2 separate regions of the Homo sapiens genome follow, and region 2 is linked to region 1. The links are chromatin loops, found by intact Hi-C in ENCODE. Cell type or tissue: gastrocnemius medialis. All regions are shown on one strand. Each heading gives the region's core, and the rest is flanking DNA. Links, peaks and the distances in the headings are about the cores only. Region 1 overlaps LARP1 (La ribonucleoprotein 1, translational regulator). Region 2 holds the start of FAXDC2 (fatty acid hydroxylase domain containing 2).

Region 1 (9,216 bases), core at 789-8,788:
TACAAAATTAGCTAGGTGTGGTGGCACATGCCTGTAATTCCAGCTACTTGGGAGGCTGAGGTGGGAGAATCACTTGAACCCAGGAGGCAGGAGGTTGTGGTGAGCAGAGATTGCACCATTGTGCTCCAGCCTGGGCAACAAGAGCAAAATTCCATCCCAAAAAAAAAAAAAAGAAAACAATCATAGAATGAAGGGACCATAGTTCTAATCCACTCAACTTGTAGACAGGGAACTGAGGCCAGAAAAAGGGAAGGGGCTTCCTCAAGACTAGCTGCAGAGCCAGGATGAAAGCTGTAGGTCTTGACTCCCTTGCCAGAGCTCCTCAACAGCTCACCAGAAATTCCATGGAGCCCAATGGTTTCCATGTGTCTACTGGCGAGGAATGGGTCAAAAGCCTTCTTAGTGTAATCTTAGAGCACTTCCCTTGTTTTTCTGAGTAAACAGTTACTGATGACTGGGCCCAGCAGCTTATCTGTCCACAGGTCTCCGAGGCCCAGACTGTAGCAGGGTGGATGGCAGACAGAGTCCCTAGGAGGGTCTTCTTCCTCAACTAAGGCAAACCAGCCCTAAAGGGTATCTGGAAGAGAAGGAAAACCACCTTCTGTCCCAGAGGACCATAGCCAGGAGCCAGTACTAATTCTGGTAATTCTAGTTCCAGGGGGTCCGGGGGCTTCTTAAATACACACAAGCCTTTGTTAAAAATGAAGCATACCAGCCGGGTGCAGTGGCTCATGCCTGTAATCCCAGCATTTTGGGAGGCCGAGGCGGGCAGATTACCTGAGGTCAGGAGTTAGAGACCAGCCTGGCCAACATGGTGAAACTCTGTCTATACTAAAAATACAAAAAATTAGCCGGGTGTGGTGGGCGCCTGTATTCCCAGCTACTCAGGAGGCTGAGGCAGGACAGTCGCTTGAACCCGGGAGGCGGAGGTTGCAGTGAGCTGAGATCGCGCCACTGCACTCCAGCTTGGGTGACAAGAGTGAAACTCCATCTCAAAAAAAAAAGTGAAGCATACCAAAATTGCTATGTGCAAGAAGCAATCTGAATATGGTGGTGTTGAGAACACTAGAGGACTTTTCTGGCAACTATCTGCATGGCAAACCCACTATTTTCACTTGGATTACTTAAGGTTATTTTGAGTGTCAAGGAGCAGGGAGCTGATGCTACTACTGCTAATGAAGGATGAAGAGAAATGAGGGGTAGAAGGTGGGTGCTGAGGAATGGCAGGGCAGAGAGGAATTACTAACTGGGATGGTTGGAATAGGGATGGCGGCTCCTCTGTAAAGTGGAGTGGTTAATGACCACACGACCTCGAATGTCTAACCCCGAGATTCTTTAAGCCTCTATTTTCAAGTGTGTCTAACACCCCCTCATTCAAAGACCACCTAGGAAAGTCAGAGGGCCCCATTAAGCACATGGACTTTGCTATGGGATGGACTTAGGGTGGAGTCCCTACCTACTCTGCTCCTCACAGGGTCCCTCTGAACTTCACCTTCCTCTGTAAAATTGAAGTCATAGTTACATGGCTGCTGGAACAGTTAAACAAACAGAGCATACTAAGAGTACCTAGCACACAATAAATGCCCAACAAATGCTAATATTACAATTCACAAAGGAAGCTTACTATTTCCAAGCAATCGCCACCCTCACTCTGAGATAGAGATGGGGATGGGGGGAGATACACCAAATCATCTCTCAAAATGAAAGAATCAGAATGTACGGGAAAAACTCTTGGGGTGATTAATTGGTTCAATTCATACAGTCCAGACTGCAAATGAGGCCACCCACCTCACCTGGCTCTTCTGAGCGGTAATCCATGCCCACTGGATGGGGATACCACACCACCACATTGCCCTTCAGAGACAGGAGGCACCTGGGCCCCAGGGCAAGTTTCCCCAGGAAAGAGGAAGGCTTCCAAACTTTGTAGTTTAAAATGAGGAAAGACAGATGGGGGAATTTATCACAGGTCCCCCAGGGGTGCTTTGACATAAAGCCCTGCTTTGTTAGGGAGGAAGGAAGAACATGGCGAAGGCTGACAAGAGTTCCCTTTCAGTTGAAATTCAGTCATTCCACTTTTTACTCAGAACAGAAAAGGAAAACAGGCCAGGCTCAAGGAGTCTCTCTCAGCCTACTAAACCCATAACCCTGGCCAGTACACAGCCAGATAAAAAGATTTAAAAGTGTTTTCACTATTGTCTTCTTCTCAAAAGATCCTAAGGCTGCCGACCTTTGAAACAAAAACTACCCAGAGGTTCCAGATGTGAAGGTCTGAGGAGCAAGAACTTGGTTCAACCAACAGGTAGAAAGCACATGGGTGATTCAAACTCATCAGGTCACAGTAAAAAGATCTGGTAAGAGGCAGAGAGAAGCTAGAATTAAAACTGAGGGACCTGTGCATGAAAGGTGAGAAAAGGCTGAGCTATTCAAAGAAAGCCTTCAGGACCCAGAGTGGGTGACTAGAAGGACTACCAGATTTCAGGCCTGAACACTGCCAGGAAAATTAGGAAGACCAAATGCTTATTTGGGGACTGGTATCATCTCCTGGAGATTGGCATCTGAAAAGGCTGTTTACCAGAGAGCTAAGAACTACTACCTTGAGAACAAGGTAATCTGTTGGGTTTAGGGGCTGTATTACATTCACACTCACCCATCTGCTACCATACACTTGGCCGTTAGGTCGACCTCCTTCGGGTAGACCTCCCAGACCTCAAGTGTGGTGAAGCACCCTGCTATGTGCTCCCACGGTATTGTAAATGTTAAATGGGCTGGTTACTTATCTGCCCCTCCCCTGGGGGCAGGGACCACAGGGCTGCTTTCACAGCAGTACCCCAGTGTCTAGCTCAGGGCCTGGCAACACAGCAGACACTTGTTTAATGAATAGCGACTTCACACCAGAAGAGGCTTTGCTTGTCAAGTGCTAATTCCTGAGGTTATAGCCTCAACCCTTAGCCTTCAGCTGGGGCCCTCCCAAATACAGAGAAATTGCTAGTGTCCTAGAAACTGCTGGCTCCCAGAGGAACGCAGGCCCTAGCCCAGCTTTGACTCACAGGCAACCCAACTGCCTGATATCAGTGCTGCGCCTCAGTCCAGAATGCAACACTCACCAGTTGTATAACCCTTGGGAGCATTACCTACCATTCTACCCCAGCGTCACCCTCCTTACTAATATTGGGTCTACAGGTGTGAGAACAGAAAGACAGATCTCAACCACTGAGATTTCTCACCAAAGCACAAGAAATGCTAGCAGCAAATCGCAGATGCACGAATTACACGTGTAAATAATATGTAGTGAGCATTTACTAGATACCACACACTGTTCTAAACTCTGGGCATGGATTCTCTTAATCTTGATCGTGTTGAATTAGTTTCTTTCATTGGTCCCATTTTAAAACGAGGAACCCAAGACACATGGTGGAAAGGTTATTTGCCAAGATAACAGCCAGCAAAGAGAGGAACAGGATTTGGAGCCAAGCAGTCTGACTCTAAAACCTGTGCTCTTAACCACTAAAAGGAGGTGGAAGAGAAGCTAAGGGGTATAAGTTACAACCTTATTGTAGCCAACAGGACAGTTTCTCAATAGCAGGGATGCCTGGGCATCATTCTACATACTGGGGAAAACCAAAGCCTGTTGCAGGGAAGCCTAAGCTAACAGCTGGACAAGTGGCACCTCGGTGGTTGGAAGTGCCTAGTTTCCCTACCCAGAGAGGCAAGGGAAACTACCACCAAGCACACCCAGTTTGAGTCTAACTCCAGCACTCTGGCACTGGCAGCACTATGAAGAAAGAGACATTCCTTCCAGACCCACCTCCCAGTTCCTCTCAGTTCTCCCAGAGGCTGCTCAGGGGGATCCAGCTGACATGGATTGTGCCCCACCCTCAGCCCCCAGATATAAGGAAGGCCACCACTATCTCCCTAAGCCTGTGTCCAGGGACCCTGACTGTGGAAGGCAGCAATACCATCTGAAGGGAGGGTGAGGCAGGCAGGAAAGAGTGCCTGGGTTATACTACCCACCTGTGCCTGTCCCTCCCAGGCCAGCCTGGGGACAGATTAACTGAAAAGCCTGGCTACTTTCAGCTGTCATTCATCCTGGGGATGGGGTGGAGTCATAGAGGGGAGCCTGGAGACCCACAGGCCTTTCCTCCCATACTGACTGACCCCAGGACCCCCTAAGCAGGAACATTCTTCTATGGAGTAAAGAGAATGCCATGTTAGCCCTCCTCACCTTGGTCACCAGCTGCTGCTGTCGGTACCATCTCTCAGAGGCCTCTCTGCCCAGTCCTCCCACCCAAATTTCCCTAGACCTGCGGATGAAATGCAGGAGGGGCTGGAAGGGCATTCTTAGGGAGAGGAGTGGGCAGAGAAAGGGAAGGAGAGAAATGTTCAGGTCAGATCATCTTGAGTTCCCACTGAAAGGAAGCTGCAGACCACCAGTCAGCTCAGGAATGCAGAGTCTGCATCCCCTTGGCCCGGGAGGAGGAGCAAGGGTGGGCCAGGCTCCAGTCACATGATGCTGGCCAGCCTGGCCCAGCCCAGGCCCAGCCCCAGCTGACTATCTTTAGCCTGTGGTGACCCAGGTGGCCCAGTGCTCCCACTCTCCCCGCCCAGATGTGGACCCAGCCACCCTCGGGTGGCTGTGGCCACTCCCACTGCTGGTACCAGTCCCTGAAATCTTGCTTCAAAGCTGATCAATAATCAACACAGCTGAAATATATCAGCGGCCACTAAAGCTCCTGGCCTCCAAGTGCCAGCTCCCTAACCCAGCCTTTTCTAAAGAGCACATTTGGTTCTAGTTAGAACAGTAATAATAATCACCTTTTACTGCATAAAGACTAGGTACCAAAAACTGACCTAAGTTGCTGTGTATGATTTTACTTAATTATCTCAAAAAGACACAATTATTCCAGTTGTCCAGAAAATGAAACTGAAGGAAGGGACTCGCCCAAGGTCACAATGTTGAAGAGCAAGATGACTGACTCCTCAGATCTAGTCATAGATCTCAATATAAATTCTCCTCAGGAGGCTTCCTGACTGCCCAATGTAAAGTGCCACAAAACCAGCAACTCTGGATCAAGTTCTAACTCAGTCTACAATTTAAGATCTTCAGGGTACTCACTACCGCCTGAAATGGTTGCATCTGTGTGTATCTCAACTCCACTAGACTGCAATCAATTACTGAGAGCTTACTACAGAGGTGTCCAATCTTTTGCCTTCCCTGAGCCACAATGGAAGAATTAATGTCTTGGGCCACACGTAAAACACACTAACACTAATGATAGCTGATGAACCTAAAAAACAAAAATTGCAAGAAAATCTCAATGTTTTAAGAAAGTACAAATTTGTGTCAGGACGCATTCAAAGCCGTCCTTTGGACAAGCTTGCCTTACAATGTCTTTGCATGATGCCAAAGTTTTTTACATGTAGTAGCTCATTTATTTTTCCGTTTTTTTTTTCCTTTTTTTTGAGACGGAGTCTCACTCTTGTCACCCAGGCTGGAGTGCAATGGCGCCATCTCGGCTCACTGCAAGCTCCGCCTCCCAGGATCACGCCATTCTCCTGCCTCAGCCTCCCGAGTAGCTGGGATTACAGGTGTGTGTCACCATGCCCAGCTAATTTTTTTGTATTTTTAGTAGAGACAGGGTTTCACCATATTAGCCAGGATGGTCTCGATCTCCTGACTCGTGATCCGCCCGCCTCGGCCTCCCAAAGTGCTGGGATTACAGGCGTGAGCCCAGAAGGTAGGTATGATGATGATTCCCAGTTAAACAAATGAGCTATGCACAATCAGCTTGCGGGGCTCCCTTGGGCTTTCCTAGGCCCTGGACTTCAGAAGCCAATCGTCTCAGACAGGTTGCTAGGCACACACAACTACACGCACACCTGACTCCATTACCCTGATGTGGGAGGCTGCCAAGCTCAGAGGTTTTCTTCCTGTCCTTGGTGGTCAGCCACCACCTCAGGTAACACAAACTCATTTTTTTATTTTTTGAGACGGAGTCTCACTCTGTCACCTAGGCTGGAGTGCAGTGGGTGTGGCACAATCTAGGCTCACTGCCACCTCCACCTCCCAAGTTCAAGCAATTCTCCTGCCTCAGCCTCCCGAGTAGCTGGGACTACAGGCGCGAGCCACCAAGCCTGTCTAATTTTTTGTATTTTCAGTAGAGATGGGGTTTCACCATGTTGGCCAGGCTGGTCTTGAACTCCTGACCTCAAGTGATCCACCCGCCTCAGCCTCCCAAGGTACTGGGATTACAGGTATGGGCCACCGTGGCCGGCCCACAAACTCATTTTTATTGTCCTTCCAATCTTAGGGCATCCTTTGTTGGAAGAGGCTTCTGAATCCCCAAAAAATTACTTTGGATTATTCCCATTATTGGAGTGGAGAGGGTGATCCCAGACCAAGTCAGGGCTGGAAAGACTTGAGAATCTCATTGTACATACAGAAAAACTGAGGACCAGGAGAGGCCAAAGTCACCAGTGATTTGCTGTAGAGCTGGCACTGGAACATCAAGTTCTTGTCTCCCAATCTAGAGCTCTTTGGCAAACCAGGAAGCCAATATCTGCTCCTCAACAAAATACACTCTGTGCCCAACTATATCCACTCACAGGGTCAGGGCAGGGCCTTAGGGACCCAAAGTGTCACAGGAACTGTTCCCCAAAATTACCGATACTGTCAAGAAAAACTACTCACATGGAACTGAAACACATGACCACAGGGGAGGGTGCTTTGAAGTGGCTCTGAGAGGGGCCCCATTTCCAATCCCTTTTTTCCTCTTTGAGCCCTGCCAGGGAAGGCTGAATGTCTCAGCTCCCTCTGGAAGACTTAGTGGGCCCTGGAGATCTTTTTCTCACTGTCTGTCTGTCCTGAGAGGCAGGCTGGGCACATTTGGTAGCCTGAAAATTCCACAGCAGTGGGAGGGACTTTCCAGGGAGGGTCATCCCAAAAGCAGATAGGAAGCTGGAGTTCTCGAGTAGCAACTAGTTCCCCCAATCCAGGCCAGCCTGGCCAGGCAGCCTTGCTTCCCAGGAGCTGCTAATTTGCCTCTCTCGGTGAGTTCAGGATGGCCTACAGGCTCCTTCAGTGTCATATGCTACAACCCAACTGGGAAAGAGTTAAGCCCTGGGATGCTATGAACATGGAGACAGGACAGGCTCAGCAGCCAGGGTGCTGCCCCACCTGCAGACTCCCCACCCCTGCACACGGATGCTCTCAAGGCACCAGCACACCCCTTTAGAGAATGTAGAGGGGGGCTGGGCACAGTGGCTCATGCCTGTAATCTCAGCACTTTGGGAGGCCGAGGCAGGCGGATCACCTGAGGTCAGGAGTCCGAGACCAGACTGACCAACATGGAGAAACCCCGTCTCTACTAAAAATACAAAATTAGCCAGGTGTGGTGGCGCATGCCTGTAATCCCAGTTACTCGGGAGGCTTAGGCAGGAGAATCGCTTGAATCCGGGAGGTGGAGGTTGCGGTGAGCCGAGATTGCGCCACTGCACTCCAGTCTGGGCAACAACAGCAAAACTCTATCTCAAAAAAAAAAAAAAAAAAAAGAGAGAATGTAGAGGGGGTCCGACCCCTACCCCAAAGCCACCCTACCAACAATTTACTATGCCACGGAGTTAAGAGACAGGTTAGAGCAGCAGTTAACAGCGTGGACTTTGGAGTCCATTCTTGGATGTACTAACCAAGAGCCATCATCAATTAAGTAACTCACAAGGCCAGGGGCAGATGAGTCAAAACTGAGCAATCTCTCATGTAGCTTGTAACTTGATAGGCATTAACTGGGCCACACATCAATGAGAGCCAAGCAACTAGGTTCATGAGGAGGCAAAATGACAGCTTACCGAGATGATCCCAGGAGTCAGACTTAACCTCTCACTTTCCTGAACTATTAATGGGGTCCATGACAGCTAGCTCACAGGATTAACAGATTAAATGAAGTAATAGTACCATAAATGCATGGTAATTATTTTTCATTTCTTTGGGGCAATTCTTGAACCTGACTGGTGCCCAAAAAAAGGTGGGGTAAGCGGGGAGAGAATATGGTTGCCAGATTTAGCAAATAGCAATTCAGGACACTCTGTTAAATCTAAATTTCAGATAAACAGTAATTTTATAGACTAAATATGTCCCATGCAATACTGGGACATACTTATACTAAATATTTGATTTATCTAAAATTCAAATTTAACTGGGTGTCCCCTGTATTTTTAGTTTGTTAGAACTGGACACCATAGTTAGGAAAGACTATTGCCCCATGTTCCAAACTGAAAGTGGAAGAGTGACCAGAGCCCTGGGCTAGAAGTCAAGAGACTGGTTGACAGTCCTGGCGCAGACACCAGAGCTCTTGCTATGGATGCTTGGCAAGAACTACCCTCCAGTGTCTTCAGTCTCTCTATTCAGAGGCCTGTGGTAGGGGTGGGCAGAATCCTATCATCCACAGTCCTTCCAGTTCTAACATCTTGTGATTTTGTCCTTATACCCATTGATCTCCATAAATGCAGCCGGCTTTCCAGGATAAGCTATTAAGATTTTTGGCATGCATTCGAATTATCATGTGAGGAGCTTGTCAAAACGTAGATTCCTGGGTCCCATCCTTCAGAGATTTTTTGCTCAGCAATGGTGGAGTCAGGAATCTGCTAGGTAATTCTAAGGTAGGTTTTCTCTGTACATACTTAACAGTTATTTTGATGTAACCTAATGAGTTTCAACTGTTAAACTGACAGGGGTACCCAAAACCACAATACCATATTTAATATTTTTAAATCAGAGCTGCACTTTTTTTTTTTTTTTTTTTAGACGGAGTCTCGCTCTGTGGCCCAGGCTAGAGTGCAGCAGCGCGATCTCGGCTCACTGCAAGCTCTAACTCCTGGGTTCACGCCATTCTCCTGCCTCAGCCTCCCGAGTAGCTGGGACTACAGGCGCCCACCACCACGCCCAGCTAATTTTTGTATTTTTAATAGAGACGGGGTTTCACCGTGTTAGCCAGGATGGTCTCGATCTCCTGAACTTGTGATCCGCCTGCCTCGGCCTCCCAAAGTGCTGGGATTACAGGCGTGAGTCACCGCACCCATCCTGCACTTCTTAAACCAGCAGTAAGTATAGTCATGAGCCAAATAATGACATCTCCATCCACAAATATGACAGTTGGTCCCGTAAGATTATAATAGAGCTGCCCTATACCAGTGTGCCACTTTATTATATATATTTTTTTAATT
Region 2 (9,216 bases), core at 528-8,527, 69 kb before region 1:
CCACGTTATCCAGGCTGGTCTTGAATCCCTGGGCACCCAGCCTCAAGTAATCCTCCTCACTCAGCCTCCTGAGTGCCTGGGATTACAGGTGCATGCCGCTGCTCCTGGCCCCTATTGTTTTTGAGCTGCAAACTATAGAAAGTCAGGTTCGAACAAATCTCATTTGGGAGGGTATACGTTTTTGTTTTTTGTTGTTGTTGTTGTTGTTATTTTTCATTTTTTTTGAGACGGAGTATCGCTCTTGTTGCCCAGGCTGGAGTGCAATATCGCGATCTCGGCTCACCGCAACCTCTGCCTCCTGGGTTCAAGCGATTCTCCTGCCTCAGCCTCCGAGTAGCTGGGATTACGGGCATGCACCACCACACCCGACTGATTTTGTATTTTTAATAGAGACAGTTTCTCCATGTTGGTCAGGCTGGTCTCGAACTGCTGACCTCAGGTGATCTGCCCGCCTTGGCCTCCCAAAGTGCTGGGATTACAGGCCTGAGCCACCACGCCCAGCAGGAGAGTATAAGTTTAAGAAAATTGAGAAGGCCAGGCGCGGTGGCTCACGCCTGTAATCCCAGCACTTTGGGAGGCCAAGGCGGGCAGATCACGAGGTCAGAAGATCGAGACCATGCTGGCCAACATGGTGAAACCCCTGGATTAGCTGGGTGTGGTGGCACACGCCTGTAATCCCAGCTACTCGGGAGGCCGAGGCAGGAGAATTGCTTGAACCCGGGAGGTAGAGGTTGCAGTAAGCCAAGATCACGCCACCGCACTCCAACCTGGCGACAGAGAGAGACTCCATCTCAAAAAAATTAATAAATAAACAAAATTGAGAAACACTCGTTATAAAATGAATGGGACCCCTTAAGAACCACACAGCTGGCTGGGCGTGGTGGCTCACGCCTGTAATCCCAGCACTTTGGGAGGCCGAGGAAGGTGGATCACCTGAGGTCAGGAGTTCAAAACCACCCTGGCCAACAAGGTGAAACCCCGTCTTTACTAAAAATACAAAAATTAGCCGGGCATGATGGCAGGTGCCTGTAATCCTAGCTACTAAGGAGGCTGAGGCAAGACAGTCGCTTGAACCTGGGAGGTGGAGTTTGCAATGGACCAAGATCATGCCATTGCACTCCAGCCTGGGCAACAGAGCCAGACTCCATTTCAAACAAAAAAAAAGAAAAAAAGATAGGATGGAGAGAAAACCCAGGAAGGCTGGAGAGCTTCTCACTAGACAGATGCTCTTCTCTATAAGGCTTGCTCAGCAATCAACTATTTACTGAAGACCAGTGTTATTAGTGCCAGAGTTATTACTGCCATGGAAATACATAAAGACCCTATATGAAATGATTGTAGGAAAAAAAGTACCTGCTACTCCAGGGAGTGTTGACCACTTAAACTACAAAAGTTCAAGAAGAAAAGAATTAGGCCGGGCACAATGGCTCACACCTGTAATCTTAGCACTTTGGGAGGCTAAAGCACTTTGGGAGGCTGAGGCAGGAGGATCACTTGAGGCCAAGATTTTGGGACAAGGTTGGACAACATAGCAACACCCCATCTCTTAAAAAAAAAGAGAGAGAGAGAGAGAGAAAAGAACTGGAGGCACAATACTTGACAGGAACAGGAAGGAAATTCCAGGTGAGAGGATTAGCGTAAGCAAAGATATGGACATGGAGACAATAGGAAATAGGAAAAAAAGTTTCTGTACATCATAGTAAGTGAACAATAAATGTTTGCACATGACAGTGATGCTTGGCATTAGAAAGTAGGAAGGAGGCCAGGCACAGTGAATCATACCTGTAATCCAACAATTTGGGAGACTGAGGCAGGAGGATTGCTTGAGTCAGGAGTTCAAGACCAGCCTGGGCAACATAGCCAGACTCTGTCTCTCCAAAAATGTTTTTTTTTAATTAGTGGGGCATGGTGGTGTGTGCCTGTAGTCCAACTGCTTGGGAGGCTGAGGTGGGAGGATCACTTGAGGCCAGAAGGTTGAGACTGCAGTGAGCCATAGTTGAGCCACTGCACTCCAGCCTGGGTGACAGAGTGAAACCCTGTGTCTAAAGAAATTTTTTTTTTTTTTTTGAGGTGGAGTCTCGCCCTGTCGGTCGCCCAGGCTGGAGTGCAGTGGCGCAATCTCGGCTCACTGCAACCTCTGCCTCCTGGGTTCAAGCGATTCTCCTGCCTCAGCCTCCTGAGTAGCTGGGACTACAGGCGCCCGCCACCACGCCTGGCTAATTTTTGTACTTTTAGTAGAGACGGGTTTCACCGTGTTAGCCAGGATGGTCTCGATCTCCTGACCTCGTGATCCACCCGCCTCGGCCTCTCAAAGTGCTAGGATTACAGGCGTGAGCCACTGCGCCCGGCCAAGAAATTTTTAAAAATAGGCCAGGTGCAGTGGTTCATGCCTGTAACCTCAGAACTCTCACCTGAGGTCAGAGTTTGAGACCAGCCTGGCCAACATGGTGAAACCCTGAGTCTTCTAAAAATACAAAAAAAAAAAAAAAAAAAAAAAATTAGCCAGGCGTGGTAGCAGGCGCCTGTTGTAGTCCAAGCCACTCTGGAGGCTGAGGCAGGAGAATCGCTTAGAGGCAGGAGAATCGCTTAAACCCAGGAGGCGGAGGTTGCAGTGAGCCGAGATTGTGCTACTACACTCTAGCCTGGGCAACAGAATGAGACTCCATCTCAAAAATAAAAATAAAAAAATTAAAAAATAGAAAGTAGGAGGGAATAGGAAATAATATCATCTGAGAGGAGCCAAACTAAAGTGAGTCTTGGAAGTCTGGTAGCACAGGTTTGTTCAGTGCACAAGATAGACTTGGTCAGCTGGAAAATATAGACATTCTGCAATATCTGGAATATTGAAAAAAATTAGTATCTCTGAAAGGAGAGATGAGGAAAAACATGAACAAGTTGTACAAAATGTAATTAATTTGTGAGCAAGCATTGAATGTTTACTGAGCCCTTGCTTTGTGCAACGAATTAGGCAAGGAAAATGAGGAAGACATGGTCCTTTATTGGCCAAATAAAGTATGACACATCTATACAATGGGACGGGAGGCAGCCATTAAACAGAACATGGCAGCTCTTAAGGGTACTATATGGAGCAGTCTCCATGTTTTGTTGTTGACAGTTTTATTTATTTTAGAGACAGGGCCTCATTATGTTGCCCAGGCTGGTCTCTAACTCCTGGGCTTAAGAAATTCTCCTGCCAGGCCAGGCACGGTGGTGGCTCATGCCTGTAATCCCAGCACTTTGGGAGGCTGAGGTGGGCAGATTATGAGGTCAGGAGTTTAAGACCAGCCTGGCCAATATGGTGAAACCTCATCTCTACTAAAAAAAAAAAATACAAAAATTAGCCGGGCCTGGCAGCGCACACCTGTAGTCCCAGCTACTCGGGAGGCTGAGGCAGAAGAATCGCTTGAACCCAGGAGGCGGAGGTTGCAGTTAGCTGTGATCATGCCATTGCACTCCAGCCTGGGTGACAGAGCAAGACTCCATCTCAAAAAATAAAAAAAAGAAATCCTCCTGCCTCAGCCTTCCAAAGATTGCTGAGATTACAGGCATGAGCCACTGCACCCGGCATTTTTTATTTTGTTTTGTTTTTTAGAGACAGGGTCCCACTCTGTCACTCAGGTTGGAGTGCAGGGCACAATCATAGCTCACTGCAGCCTCCAACTCCTGGGCTCAAGCCATCCTCCCACCTCAGCCTCCCCAGTAGCTGGGATAACAGACATGTGCCAGTAAGCTCTACTAATTTTTTGTATATGTAGTAGAAATGGGGTTTTGCTACATTGCCCAGGCTGGTCTTGAACTCCTGGCCTCAAGTGATCCTCCCGTCTTGGTCTTCCAAAGTGCTGAGATTATACATGTGAGCCGCCGTGCCCAGCCAAGTTTCTGAGTTTTGTTTATTTTAGAAAGGAGTCTTCCTGTGCTGCCCAGGCTGGTCTCAAATACCTGGGCTCAAGTGATCCTCCAACCTCAGCCTCCCAAATAGTTGGGACTACAGGTGAGCACCACCATGCCTAGCCAATCTCCATGTTTGATTGTTAAGTGGAAAAAGCAAGGTGCACAACAAACATACTATGGTGCTGTTGCTAAAGGAGAAGCACAAGGCCTACACATGTTTCTATTTACAGAGGTAAGCTCTGGAAGGATATACAAAAATCTGGTCACAGAGGTTGTCTCTTGGGAGGAAAAAAAGGGGACTGAGGAGAAATTAAAAAAAGACTTTTCATTGTACATTCTTTTGACCCTATTGTATTTTATATCATTTGCACATTTGCTTATTTAAAAAGTTTTCAGAAATTTAAAAGCAGCTCTTTTTCCAAAGTGCTCCTCACTTCATGTCATGGGTCCTGTATCCTAAGTTCCCCTATTTCAATCACAGTGCAAATTTACCCTCCACAGGCATGCCTTTCCTGCATCTAGACTCACTAGAAATAGCTGATGCATCTCTCCTCCCTTGCCTGCCCTCCACAGGAAAAGAAGCAATGAAAAAAAAGAAAATGAGATCCTCTGGTCTCTGTCACCTTTTTATCAACTTGTACTACCTGCCATTATCTGACACCCACATCTTTTCTTGAATCTGCCTCCTCCTATGGGACAGCGACATTTTCTTAAGTTGCAGATGATGGAGAAAATTTTTTAAAAGAAAAAAAGGGGGCAGGGGGAGGGAAGCCCAGAGTTTGGCCAAATGCACGTTTTTCAAGTTCCTGCTTGAGCTTAGATTCCCTTTCCGCTTTAAGGACATGCCCTCTGGAAAGAAGGGTGTTTTGTTTCCAGCCCACACAGACCCAAACTTTTTTCATCACGTGCCTGGTCCGAGCCAGTACGCAGCTCTGTAATGAGATCACCATGGCCAGCCTCCCACCCGAGCAAAAACAAGGTTAGCCTGCAGCAGAGCCGCAGCAGCAACAGCCACCAAAGCGGGGGCTGAAAGGGAAGAGAACTTAGATTTGACCTGTGCAAGGACCTCAGCAGCTTGGACACAGCCCACTGCAGAGGTAAGTGGGAACTACGGGGGAGGGGTGGTGTTTGCAAAGGTCAGGACATGTCCAGGTTCACTTAAAGTAAGGGCAAAACAACACTCTTCCCACCTCTGCCACCACCCTGTCCTCTCTACTTATGGCAGGGTTAGATTTGCCTCTAAACAGGGTTAGATGGCAGGGTTAGAATTTGTCCTAGGACATTGCTGTAGTGCAGTCGCCTCCTTGTCTCTTACTAATGTCTGTATCCTCTGCCTGTGTTTGTACCATCTACCTCCTCAGTAGTCTAATTTTTCTAGCAATTGACAGGTGATTGTAATGGACAAGTAATTGTTTGACTTTAAAACCATTTGTAAAGGAGCAACTCCTAATTCAGAACTCAAATGAGAGGCAGAACAAACTGGAAGAGACTGTTGGGAAGCAACTGCTGCCTAATTGCTTCTCATCTCTACTCTGCCATCACCAGGAAGGTATGGGGCAAAATACAACAGTTTTAAAGTCTCTGGATAGATGTGTGGGCTATGAGCTAGACAAGTAGGTTGAAACTGTTTTGATGCAACATACTTGGATTTACCAACAGTGGCTCCAGTTGTGAAATCGTTAGTGGCTTGATAGTACCTATGGAAACACTCCACGAAGGTTATTGAGTAAAGGGCATACAGTAAAGTGTGTAGGTGGAGATGAACAATAGAACAGTGGCTTTCAGGACCTTCTGGGGCTTAAGGCAAGCAAGACAAGATGCTGATTTGTGGGTTGCTTCAGTTTCATGTGCAATTCCAATTAAATTTCTTTGAGTGGGATATACAGATTCAATTCAATTTGCTAAAACACAGATGCACTGAGCATCAGCTTCTAACTTTAGTTACGAAAGTAATTAGCACAAGGGAATGGTGCTAAAATGTTCCATAGCAAATGTTGAACACTTTTTGAGGGCAAAAAGCAATGCTTTTGATTCGTGTATCTCTTATTTATTCGGCAAATCTTTCTTGAGTATCTTCTACATGCCAGGCTTGGGCTTGATTCTGTGGATCTCGTGGTAAACAAGACAGGCAGATTCTCGGCCTCATGGACATGCAATCAAGCAGAACAGTAAGCTCAAAGGGTGCAAGTACCATGCAGCAAAAGGAGTGAAGAGAGTATTACTAAAACTGGCCCATGGGAATCATTTTTAACCTTTCCTTTCATGCATTTCATCTTCTGTTTTTGTTTTTTTTGTTTTTTGAGATGGAATCTCGTTCTGTCACCCAGGCTGGAGTACAGTGGCGCGATTTCAGCTCACTGCAACCTCCACCTCCTGGGTTCAAGAGATTCTCCTGCCTCAGCCCCCCAAGTAGCTGGGATTACAGGTGCCCGCCACCACACCCAGCTAATTTTCGTATTTTTAGTAGAGATGGGGTTTCACCATGTTGGCCAGGCTGGTCTCCAACTCCTGACCTCAGGTGATCTACCCACCTCGGCCTCCCAAAGTTATGAGATTACAGGCATAAGCCAACGTGCCCAGCCGCATTTCATCTTTGTTTTTTTTTGTTTTTTTGAGACAGACTCTTGCTCTGGCGCCCAGGCTGGAGTGCAGTGGCATGATCTTGGCTCACTGCAACCTCCGCCTCCCAGGTTCAAGCGATTCTCCTGTCTCAGCCTCCAGAGCAGCTGGGATTACAGGCGTGCACCACCACACCCGGCTAATTTTTATATTTTTAGTAGAGACGGAGTTTCGCCATGTTGGCCAGGCTGGTCTCAAACTCCTGACCTCAGGTGATCTGCCCACCTCGGCCTCCCAAAGTGCTGGGATTACAGATGCGAGCCACCGCTCCTGGCCGCATTTCATCTTCTTAAATGAATATCGGCCACTCTATCTTCTATATAAGCCTCAGATTAGTACAGATGTTGAGTCATAGCAGCTCCTCAAAACCCTCTTCACCAGAGGCTTTAAACTGTGTAATTACATTACAGGTCAGTCTCCTCAGCCCTGGAGGTCGACTGCTCAGCTTTTTCCTAGCATACAGTCTGAGAGCAGAGGCTGAAGTAAGGGGAGTTCTAATCTTTGGGTCAGTTGCCCTCTCCCTGTGTCATTTCTTATGAAATAGAAGTTATGCTATTCCCAAAATACATACAGCACTAGGCAAAGTGTTAAGAAGCCTAGATTTTGCCAGAAACCATGTGGAGTTTGGAGCAAGTCATTTCTACTAACTAGGGCTTCCTCCTTAGCTTATAAAATGGAAGGGGTAGACCAGATGAACATGAGGTCTTTTTTCTCCCCCCTCTAAGAGTAAATTGTCTCAACAATTTTACAAGTTGTTTACAAAACAATACACATTCACATAAAGGTGATGTATTTATATCTATAAAATAGGAACATTCAGTAGGCCGGGCATGGTGGCTCACGCCTGTAATCCCAGCACATTGGGAGGCCGAGGCGGGCGGATCACAAGGTCAGAAGATCAAGACCATCCTGGCTAACATGGTGAAACCCTGTCTCTACTAAAAATACAAAAAATTAGCCAGGCGTGGTGGCAGGCACCTGTGGTCCCAGCTACTCGGGAGGCTGAGGCAGGAGAATGGCATGAACCCGGGAGATGGAGCTTGCAGTGAGCCAAGATCGCGCCACTGCACTCCAGCCTGGGTGACAGAGCAAGACTCTGTCTCAAAAAAAAAAGGAACATTCATCAATCATGCAGAATATCCAGGAAACAAGAATATGAAAGAAAATCTGGGCCAGGCGCAGTGGCTCATGCCTGTAATTCCAGCACTTTGGGAGGCCAAGGTGGGTGTATCACCTGAGGTCAGGAGTTCAAGACCAGCCTGGCCAACATGGTGAAACCCCGTCTCTACTAAAAATAAAAAAATTAGCCAGGCATGGTGGGGGTGGGTGCCTGTAATCCCAGCTACTTAGGAGGCTGAGGCAGGAGAATCGCTTGAACCCGGGAGGCAGAGGCTGCAGTGAGCCAAGGTCATGCCATTGCACTCCAGCCTGCGCAACATGAGCGAGACTCCATCTCAAAAAAAAAAAAAAAAAGAAAGAAAGAAAGAAAAAAGAAAATCTGAAAGAGTTGGGCTGTAGACAAATAAAATTCAAGATTAAACCGTCTGTATTCCTTCCAGCCTCACCTTATTCCCATGTCCTTTACTCAGATTCTTGAAGTTGTAAACATTAGCTATAGCTTCACTGTGTCATTTATCTAGATTGGGGATTCTTTAATAAAAAGCCTGCATACTGAGAATCATCTGCTTTCAACAAAACCACATAGGCAGGGCAGAGTGGCTCATGCCTGGAATCCCAGCACTTTGGGAGACCAAGATCACTTAAGCCCAGGAGTCCAAGACCAGCTTGGGCAACATAGGGAGACCCCATGTTTACAAAAATTTTTTAAAAATTCGCCGGCATGGTGGCACAGACCTGTAGTCCCAGTTACTCAGGGGACTGAGGTGGGAGGATCACCTGAGCATAGAAGATTGAGGCTGCAGTGAGCTATGATTGAGCCATTGTACTTCAGTCTCGGCAACAGAGCAAGATGCTATCTCTAAAAAATAAAAATAAATAAAATCCTTGGTTCACACTAAAAAAAAAACAAACAAAAAACCAGAACCACACTAAAAAGTATCTAATTTGCTACTAGGGAGGCTGAGGCAGGAGGATCACCTGACCCCAGGAAGTCGAGGCTGCAGTGAATCATGATTGGGTCATTGCACTCCAGCCTGGACAGAGTGAAACTCTGTCTCAAAATAAATAAATAAATAAAATTTGGATAAACTCACAATAGAATATCAAATTCACTTTAAGGAAGTATCCATTCATTGTTGTAAAATATTAGAACCTTCGGCCAGGCATGGTGGCTCATGCCTGTAATCCTAACACTTTGGGAGGCTGAGGTGGGAACATCACTTGAGCCCAGGAGTTTGAGACCAGCCTGGGCAAAATAGTGAGACCCCATCTCTAAAAATTAAAAAAATAAATGTTTAAAAAATATTTACTTTTAGTACACTTCATTTCTTTCTGTCCTCTGAATGCATTCCATTCTAAAATAAGTATGCTATTATCCTCCTACTTTCTCTGGAAAATCAAAGTTATACGATGTTATAAAATAGGGCAAAAAGCATGTCTTATTCATCTTTCTATCCCATGTCTAGCATTGTCTCTGGCATCTGATAAATGTTTCTTGAAAGAATGATTAGTATTTTAGAGAAAACGTGTCCTTTGGTATTAACACACACACACACACACACACACACACACTATCTAGTTCACTAT

What was found. A loop is a pair of places that touch in the nucleus more often than their neighbours do. Peaks named below come from ENCODE experiments on the same cell type or tissue, not always from the same donor. Only the 100,000 strongest peaks of a DNase experiment are listed, where the experiment ranks them.
Region 2: it touches region 1 in a loop (8-fold over the local background); 3 of 110 quality-filtered maps call a loop at or near these places.

The regions. Positions count from the first base shown.
Region 1 is chr5:154,777,838-154,787,053 of GRCh38, reverse strand. All of the region lies in intron 1 of LARP1 (La ribonucleoprotein 1, translational regulator), which reads right to left. Among named protein-coding and RNA genes, the nearest start is that of LARP1, 27 kb to the right of the region's middle. RefSeq lists enhancers at 2,295-2,354, 2,565-2,784, 2,805-3,064, 4,666-4,765, 4,443-5,069. In gastrocnemius medialis, for the core only: no CTCF peak of the experiment used is centred there; DNase peaks (open chromatin) are centred at 3,646, 4,525, 7,753 and 8,323; H3K4me3 peaks cover 402 bases; H3K27ac peaks cover 7,188 bases.
Region 2 is chr5:154,846,255-154,855,470 of GRCh38, reverse strand. FAXDC2 (fatty acid hydroxylase domain containing 2) reads left to right here and starts at 4,868. Exons shown (of 9, transcript NM_032385.5): 1 at 4,868-4,988. In gastrocnemius medialis, for the core only: no CTCF peak of the experiment used is centred there; a DNase peak (open chromatin) is centred at 4,820; H3K4me3 peaks cover 2,041 bases; H3K27ac peaks cover 2,411 bases.